2 separate regions of the Homo sapiens genome follow, and region 2 is linked to region 1. The links are chromatin contacts, found by POLR2A ChIA-PET in ENCODE. All regions are on one chromosome and are shown on one strand. The core of a region is the stretch at or near the end of the contact, and the rest is flanking DNA. Distances in the headings are between cores, read along the strand shown. Region 1 overlaps NFIB (nuclear factor I B). Region 2 has its middle 56 kb from the start of NFIB-AS1.

The links. ChIA-PET counts read pairs that join two places held with the same protein, here RNA polymerase II (POLR2A).
Region 2: POLR2A ChIA-PET joins it to region 1 with 11 read pairs in OCI-LY7. The contact joins two enhancer-like sites. POLR2A ChIA-PET finds 5 or more read pairs at or near these places in 2 of 52 experiments (AG04450 and OCI-LY7).

Annotation. Positions count from the first base shown.
Region 1 is chr9:14,295,117-14,299,488 of GRCh38, reverse strand. All of the region lies in intron 2 of NFIB (nuclear factor I B), which reads left to right. Among named protein-coding and RNA genes, the nearest start is that of NFIB, 17 kb to the left of the region's middle. Within about 2 kb of position 2,813, at least 8 of the 41 ENCODE cell types and tissues checked have a DNase peak (open chromatin) inside an H3K27ac peak, as active enhancers do.
Region 2 is chr9:14,371,131-14,375,485 of GRCh38, reverse strand. It overlaps a transcript of NFIB not described here. Among named protein-coding and RNA genes, the nearest start is that of NFIB-AS1, 56 kb to the right of the region's middle. Within about 2 kb of position 2,550, at least 9 of the 41 ENCODE cell types and tissues checked have a DNase peak (open chromatin) inside an H3K27ac peak, as active enhancers do.

The sequences.
Region 1 (4,372 bases), core at 1,564-4,063:
AATACATGCAGTTTTAAAATTTTAGTTAGCTTCAACTCCATTCAAAATAGTCTATTTCTCAAAATAGTCAACTTAATAGTATTCATTGAATTTTGAAGTACACATCTCTCATAAAACTACATAAAAGCATTTAACAAGCATCCATTAATATTAAGCGACACATATATAGTCTCATGCTGAATGAAGATGAACTGTTTTTTTAAAAACCTGATTTTTCATACTCATTTTGAAAAAAATACATGGATAAATGTATTGGTGCTAACGGAATGGTAGAGCTTGGGACAAAAAATCTAATCATGAGCACAGATATTAGGAAAAAGTTATTTGAAGTAGGGTATATTCTGTAATTCATGTGAGTGGTGGATTACATTTATGCCTATGCTAATGACACGTCAATATGAAGTCTATACCCCTCTATTAGTGAATTCTGAAGTGTAAAAAATGTTCCTTCGTAGGACAACTTGTATTTTATTATTCTGACATCTGCAGTTTCTGGTTGGATTACCTTAAATTTGCTATGCTATGTTAAAAGCCTTGTTTTATGAGGTCGGTCTCAGCTTCTGGCCTTGGTGTCAGGAACCCTGCTACCTGATGCAACTTGCCTTGTTAGGTTTAATTGACCAAAGCTGATGTGTTAAAACAATTCATTTGCGCTGTAACTTACGCCCTGGCTAAGTTGCTACCTGAATCCCTTGACCTTGACTTGTTTGGGTCATGGAATGGCTGCAAGCTGTTTGACCTTTCTATTGTGTAATAATGTCACTGTTTCCTCTTATTCTTTAATGGTAATAGCTGACAAAAAGGCCCAAGCCCGCCCTTTACACACCAGTGGATTCAAGGCGTCCGTCTGCAGTAGCTACGTCTTCTGTTTGACATGGTCTGGCTGTAGAAGTGACTTTCTTTTGTTTGCTGACAGTGATGGGGACAAATTTGCAGCCCTCCTTGCTACAAGAGGTGGGGCATAGTATTCTGGCATTTGGAGGGATTTAGATCTTTTCTGCTTAGATTTTCAGTTTCTCTGTTTTATGATGGTACATATCACAATTTCCTTTTCCACACTCGTCTGAGGTTGACTTTTCAGCTTTTTATATTTATGGTTTCTTTAATAATTACTTTTCAGCATTTTCAGCTGCTACGATAAAAATATTTTATTGTCATAATATGAGGTAAAAGTGGGAAATTTAGTTATGCTGTTGGTTACCGATGTGAAAACAACTGACTTTTGAACTTAACACTATAAATCTTTGACTAGTACTGAAAAAATCTGTATACTAAACATGTAGGGTAAAACCAACATTTTTTTCTTTACAAATGAGTTAATGTTGTAACTTTATATATACCATCTTATGTTATAGTTTTAAGGGAATCCTATCTTTTGTGACTTAAATAGCTAAATTTCATGACATAGTAGAGAACCATTAGTAAATATGAAGATTTTATTTCTGTGGGGACTTTTGCCAGCATGTAAAAATAACTATTTATTTTAATGAATATAAAAATTGTTTTTTTTCTACTCTTCATGAAAACCTCATGTGCAAAAATAGCGAATTTTACCTCCGTTCTTCTCTTCTGAAGCAGTGAAATAATTTTATTTTTAAAATACTGGAAAAGCCTTCTAAAATGTTAAAACACAGATATTTTTATCCTACCAAACTCTTCTTTGCCAAATATGACATTATAGTTCATGATTTTCCTATATTTGCCAGATTAAATATTTAAAATCCAAGCTGTTACATTTTATTTTTAAATTATTAGAGGAAAAAAGGAAGTTTAAGTTAAAATGTACATTTCCTTACTTGCGTGTTGCGTACTGTTTATACATGTGTGTAGATACACTGACAGATGAGAGACAATGTGCTACAGGCGCTAGAACCTGGGAAAAAAGCAGTAGATTTCTGCATTCCCATCTAGAAAATATCTGAAAATAGCAGGTGAGAGGCTTTCTTTTCTTTCTGGTTTGTTTGTTTGTTTGTTACTGTTGTGTTTTAAACTGTTTTTCCCCCAGGAATGTTCACAAGATCAAGGAATTTAAATGCTTTTCAGAATGAATCATGTTGATAATCCAGAATCATAGGGGTCAAAGGAGGAAGGTTGAATGAAGTGCTCTGAATCTCATTTTAGTCCATGGCCTCAGTTTTTCTCTCTTCTCCTGTAAAAACTAGTCTAGAATAGAAAATATCTCTTTTGCCTTTCTGCCGGTTCATTAGCATCCTCAGGGGCAGCGCCAATGTGGAGTTGGCTTTAGATGTGGTTGGTGGGCTAAGGGGTCAGATGACAGTGAGACTGTGATATGAGAACAGCAGCCAGCCCAGAGGATTTAAAAATCTCTTTAGTTTTCTCCAGACGTCTACCTCAGTTCCTACATCGAAAGAATTTTAAGGTGATCTCACCTGTTGAGTTAAAGTTTCTAGTCCAACTTGTGTGTTATCCAACTTGGGTGTGTGTGTGGGCAGGGAGCAGGGGGTGTGCGCATGCACACACGTGTTGTAGGGAGTTGAAGAAGTGAAGTTAGAAGAAAAAGAGAAAGGCGGGGCTTAGATCTTGCAGGAATTACTTAAGAAAGATGGCTTATTCTTAGACTGAAGAGTAAATAATGTGCAAATTAAAGTATTCTGTCATCCTTTGAATTTTGAATTGCTTAAGACGTTCAGCATATCCCCCTTCTGCCTTTTCCATTTTTGTAGAGCACAGAAAATGTCTTAGTTCAGGCTACTATAACAAAATAACATAAACTGTGTGACTTACAGACACTAAAGCTTATTTCTCCCAGTTCTGGAGGCTGGAAGCCCAGGAGCAGAGTGCCAGCATAGTCAAGTTCCAGCGAGGGCTCTCTTCCGGGTGGCAGAGTGCCAACTTCTCCTTGTTTCCGTACATGCAGCAAAAGAGTGAGAGCTCTCTGGGATCTCTTTTATAAGGGCACTAATCCTGTTTATGAAAGCTCCAATCTCATGACCTAATTATCTCCCAAAGGCCCCACCTCCTAATACCATCAGATTGGGGGTTAGGATTTCAACGTAGGAATTTGGGGAAGACCCAAACATTCATTTTGTAACAAAAATCATGTGCATAGAATTTGACATTTGGGGTTCTAGTCTTGGCTCTGCCATTTATCTGCTTTGTGACCTTGGTCAAGTCACTTCAGCTCCATGTGCTTTGCTTTTCTGTTCTGTAAATCGAGGATTAAAATGCCTACTTCACTGTGTTGCTTTAGGATTAAATGAAATAATTCATGTAAGTAAAAGCAATAATGTTAATAATAGCAATTACTACTATATATGAAGGAAAATAGCATAATGTAGACTGCCAGGGAGACTATCCAGTAGTGAAAAAAAGGAATGACTGGATATGAAGCAGAGGGTCATCATTTAGTTCATATTTATCTCAGGTAACAAGACATACCAAAGAGGAAATCGAAGTCCTGCTCACTGTAGTGCGCGTGAATATTTGTTAGTGAAAACTCTTTGTGTAGGCACATGAAGTTAGCTAGTTGTGTGTAGTTTTAAAACCCATTTAAATTAGAATGATTGTATGGTTTTAGAAGCCTTTTTGTCTCAGATTTACCAGAGACTAAATTTATTGATCAATCTAGGTATATTTGAAGGGAAGGAATCAAATAATTTTATTAGTGGCTCTCTGAATAAATAACTCAATTTTGGTGTGGGTAAAGGGTGTCCTATCAAGTACTCGTAATTCACTGCACTCCAATAAAAGTGTAAAACTGTCATGTACAAAAAAATTAAATTGCCACCATTTGGGAGAACTACACTTACGTTTTAGATTTGTTTCGGCAGAAGTGATGATGATGTGGCTAGATGGGATAGTGCTTTGTTTGTTTGTTTGTTTGTTTGTTTGTTTTTTGAGAAGGAGTCTGGCTGGGTAGCCCAGGCTGGAGTGCAGTGGCGCAATCTCGGCTCACTGTAAGCTCCGCCTCCCGGGTTCACGCCATTCTCCTGCCTCAGCTTGCCGAGTAGCTGGGACTACAGGCGCCCTTCCCCACGCCCGGCTGAGTTTTTTTTTTGTATGTTTAGTAGAGACGGGGTTTCACAGTGTTAGCCAGGATGATCTCCATCTCCTGACCTCGTGATCTGCCCGCCTTGGGCCTCCCAAAGTGCTGGGATTACAGGCATGAGCCACCGCGCCCGGCCAACTGGATTGTCCTTAAAAAAGCATGCTGCTGGTTTTCAGACTCTTTTTAAAGTCCGAAAGTATCATATTTAAAAATGACCCTTAGTTGAGTCAAAACCTCAAACCGTTTAATCAGTTGCATGAATTGTTTTGATTTTATTGCCATTTAATTTTTCTCCTTTAAGTCACTCTTTCCCATTCCTCCTTTTCTATCGTGTTAAGAAAATTAAATAATTAAATGAGCTCC
Region 2 (4,355 bases), core at 1,301-3,800, 76 kb before region 1:
CGGGGTTTCACCATGTTGGTCAGGCTGGTCTCGAACTGCTGACCTTGTGATCCACCCACCTTGGCCTCCCAAAGTGCTGGGATTACAGGCATGAGCCACTGCACCTGGCCCTGTCCCCAGGTACTTCTGGAGAAGCTCCTTAAAAGGAACTAACTAAGCTAGGAGGGGTTCTCATTTTGCCTTCCTCTTTTCCTTTTTCATGATTGGAGAGAATAAATGATAACTAGAGGGATATCATGGCCTAAGACTGGAAGAGCAGAGAGATAGAAAGAGCCTAGGGCTCTGATGACTCTGAGGAACCACTATATGAGCCCTGTGCATCCAGAGGTAGAGTTTCTCTTATGTTGGGAATAAGTCTTGGATGTTTAAGACATTGAAGTCTGGTCTCTGTTACTGCCAGTTAAATACAAATCCTTACTGAACAAACTACTTCTCTCCTTTGGGAGGAAGCATAGCATGTAATAAAATAAACGTGACATTCATTCATCATCATTCCTAAACTATGCCTTTTGCTATGCCTGCTTTTTGTTTTGTTTTTAATTAATTCCTTTATTTATTTATTTATTTATTTATTTTGAGACAGAGTCTAGCTCTGTTGCCCAGGCTGGAGTGCAGTGGCGCAATCTTGTCTCACTGCAACCTCTGCCTCCCTGATTCAAGTGATTTTCCTGCCTCAGCTTCCTGAGTAACTGGATCTACAAGCACATGCCACCATTGCTGTGTAATTTTTGTATTTTTAGTAGAGACAGGGTTTCACCATGTTGGCCAGGCTGGTCTCGAACTCCCGACCGCAAGTGATCCACCCGCTTCAGCCTCACAAAGTGCTGGGACTACAGGCGTGAGCCTCTGTGCCTGGCTTTGTTTTTAATTAATTCAATTTTTAAAAGACATTTCTTCTTTTAGAGCAACTCCTGAGCTGAGACTTCAGCTGCTTGTACTCTAAAAAAGTTTCTCTCCTTTGTAAACAACCCATTTCTCAACTCACAGAAACCTCAATTAATAATCATTTTTCTCACAAGATGACTCTAGGGGACATTTACTGAGATACTATGACTGTCACCATTGCTGCTGGTACTGAAGTAACAGACACAGATGAACTTTTCTCACTTATTTTCCATGTGGGGTGTCCCATTTAAAATAACTCCATTATGTGTCCCCAGGCCCTAAATGTAGACTGGGTTATAGATATCCTTTGAAACTTCTCTCTTCTTTTCTTTGGGAAGGAGGGGAGGCAAAAGCCTGAATAAAAGAAAATAATTTAAAAAGAAAGAAAGGAAAGAAGAAACAAAATAAGAACCGTATTTTTAACAAAAGGATTTTTGAAAGCCTTGGAAAATGTTATATTCACTCATATAAGGCCCCACTGTTTTAAAACATATTTTACTATAATTTTGCCTTCAAAACCCTGACATTCGAAGTTGAACAGGGCTCTTTCAGTGTACAACCCCAGGACATGGAGAAATAAAAAGAACAGTATTCCAACTAACGCATACTCAGTGGGAATCATCACATCGCATAATTGCTTGAAATCCACAAGCTGATCCGATGTCATCTTCAGAAATATGCAAGTTTCCCTTTGTTTTCTGACTTAGAGATATTTCCTTGCTTTAGGGCTTAACCCTTCAGTTGCTGCCCCTGGTGATTGAAACATAATTAAAATGAATGTGGATCTGCCCTTCCTAAACTCTCCCCAAATGTTAGATAAGATTCCCCCAAACCTGCCAAATCTTATTCCAACAAAAACACAAAATATGAACTTCAGGTGTTCCTTTTCACTCATTTTCTTTATCTACCTGTTTCTAAACACCACACACACACACACACACACACACACACACACACACTCATGTGGACACACACAGCCCTTTAAATGTCTTTCTACAAGAAACTGTAAAAGAACAAAGAGTTGCCATTTTGGAGCATGTAATGACATATTTAAAAGTTCATCAACTTCCCCCTTTAAAAAAAAACCTGGCAATGAGTCTAAAACAATAATTCAAAAAGATTTAGAGAAAAGAATCCTTAAGACTTATTCCTCTGTAACATGATGTAAATCATAAATATACCACTGGTCTGGAAGTGATTACAACAGGCTATAAGACAAAAGATATTCCTAAGCAGACACTGCTGGCAATGGGCTCTATACTCCCATCTGCATATAAGAGGATTTGGGAAGGTAAGTTCTCATAAATGCTAATAAGAGATTCACACCACTGTAAAAAGAATTCCCAGGTGTACATGTTCCAACAATAAATTGTTAGGTCCTGGGCCACAGCTGATTGCATAACCCTTTACAGAAATCTGTCCTCTTATTCAAGGTGAATGAATCTTTTGGTGTTCCAAGCATTCCCACCACCCTTCTCCAGTGTTCCCTTTGCTTCTTGATTGTCATTGTCCCTGACCTTCCTAACAGGATCCCTGGAATGAAGAGGAGGAAACGCTATATAAACAGCTCATTCTAGAAGTGTGAGTCATTCTGGAATCAGTCCCCACCCCCCACCACCGTTCCCTGTATAAGGGATGCTTGCTCATATCTAAGCTTCTCAGTTGCTGTTAGAAAGCATTTCTTTGTTTTGTCTTTCCCTATACCTTTTTCCTGAGGGCAAAGGTTTAACTTTTTTTATTCTTCTCTGAGTGATTCAACACTTGAGTTAGAGGTTCAGTTCACAGGACATCAAGAATTACATTTTGCTTGATAGCATAGCATTAGAAGCTACAGCCAGCCAACTCAAAGGGACACTGCAATGCCATTTTATAATTAAGCAGGGCACCCGCTGGACCACATGTTATAACAGATGTTTCCTGGCCCCAGGTACTAAGCCAGCACACAGTAAAACCGCCCAGAGCCTCTCCCTGAGCCAAGATGGGTCAGTGTCTGGAACAACTCCTGTCTAGTGTCTCTTACTGTAATTAGAGAATAAGGCTAGCTTTTGGTCATTAATTCCATTTGAAAAATAGCCACAGCTAAATGAAAAATGAAAAAAAGAAAAAGAACATCAAAGTGCTTTTAAAATTGAAAAGCTTGATAAGAAAACAGAGATAATTTATTGGTGATTTATTATTTCGATCAGTGGTTTAGATCTTATATAAATTCTGTATAATGCCCTCTCTTCAACATGTTTTGCAAAATTTTCACTCCATTTATAAAATGGATAAAATTAGAGGCTCCTTATGCTTAAGCTGGAAGAGAGTTTTAGGTTGGTTAGTACCAGGAAATCAAACTCAGATGTTTATAGAGGCCAGTTCATAAATGAACAAAGCAAGCCAGAGCACGAAAAATCGTTCTGCTTTTTTTTTCTATTTTTATTTCATTTTCTTGTTTTCAATAAGAGCCATGGGTATGGAAATATCTATCTCCACTTTGAAAAAAAAAACAGTTTTGGCAGGGCTGACATTCAGATGGTGCGCACCTGAGATTGGGATGGTCCTTACCAACTCATGTAGAGATGGTGCTCTAAGCTCACCGAGTGAGGCTCATCCTCAGCTTCTCTTCCAAGAGTTCTTGGACCTCCCCATGACCAATTGGAGCAGAGTGGGGAGCATCCAGGAGCTGCTCTAGCACAAAAGTCAGTGTCCATTCCAATCAGTCAGTTCCCATTCCTTCGTAGTTAAATATTTTTAATATTGCTGAGAACAAGTACATTGACAAATAGCAGTTGGTATTTTGTCTCTGTTTAGGGCAAACCAAAAGGGCAATAGGAATTGATGGAGTCACTGGAGCCCTGGAGAGCCCCTTCCCTGTTAAAGGGGGTAGCTACTACCAAATGAATAGGAATGGCCACTCCTGTGGCCAGATCTTCTGATTTCTCAAGGGAAAGTAAAAACCTATGTTCTTATGTAAAGTTTCCCAACTAAATTATCAACTCATTTAAATACTGTTACAGGCAAACTAAGTGTTTCTGTGGGCCAAATGTAGCCTAGGTGTTCCCAATTTGCAACCTTTTTTATTTCTGAGACATAGGAGAGGACTAAAGTCTAAGTGACTTGCCCAGAGATCACCCAAGTAACTAGTGGCAGAACCAGAATGAGATCCTATAGCCCCTGACTCCCCAGCCAGTGAGATCTGACCTTCTTCAAAACAAATCCTATAATACCACTGAAAACGCTTCAACAAGGATTTCTAGACTGCCTACCCTAAGAAGAAGGAACTTAGATTATTTTTAGTATTACAGTTCTTTATACTAGTGTTTTCTCCTACAACATAAAAGTAAAACCTCATGTCCAAAGCTAACATATAATGATGGAAAAGATATGAAAAGTTCCAGAGATGACTGAGGCCTTGCATAGCTATAAGAAAAGGTTGGTCCTCTGGCAGGTTGGACATATAGTTGGTGTGTGTGTGTTTTTGTTTGTTT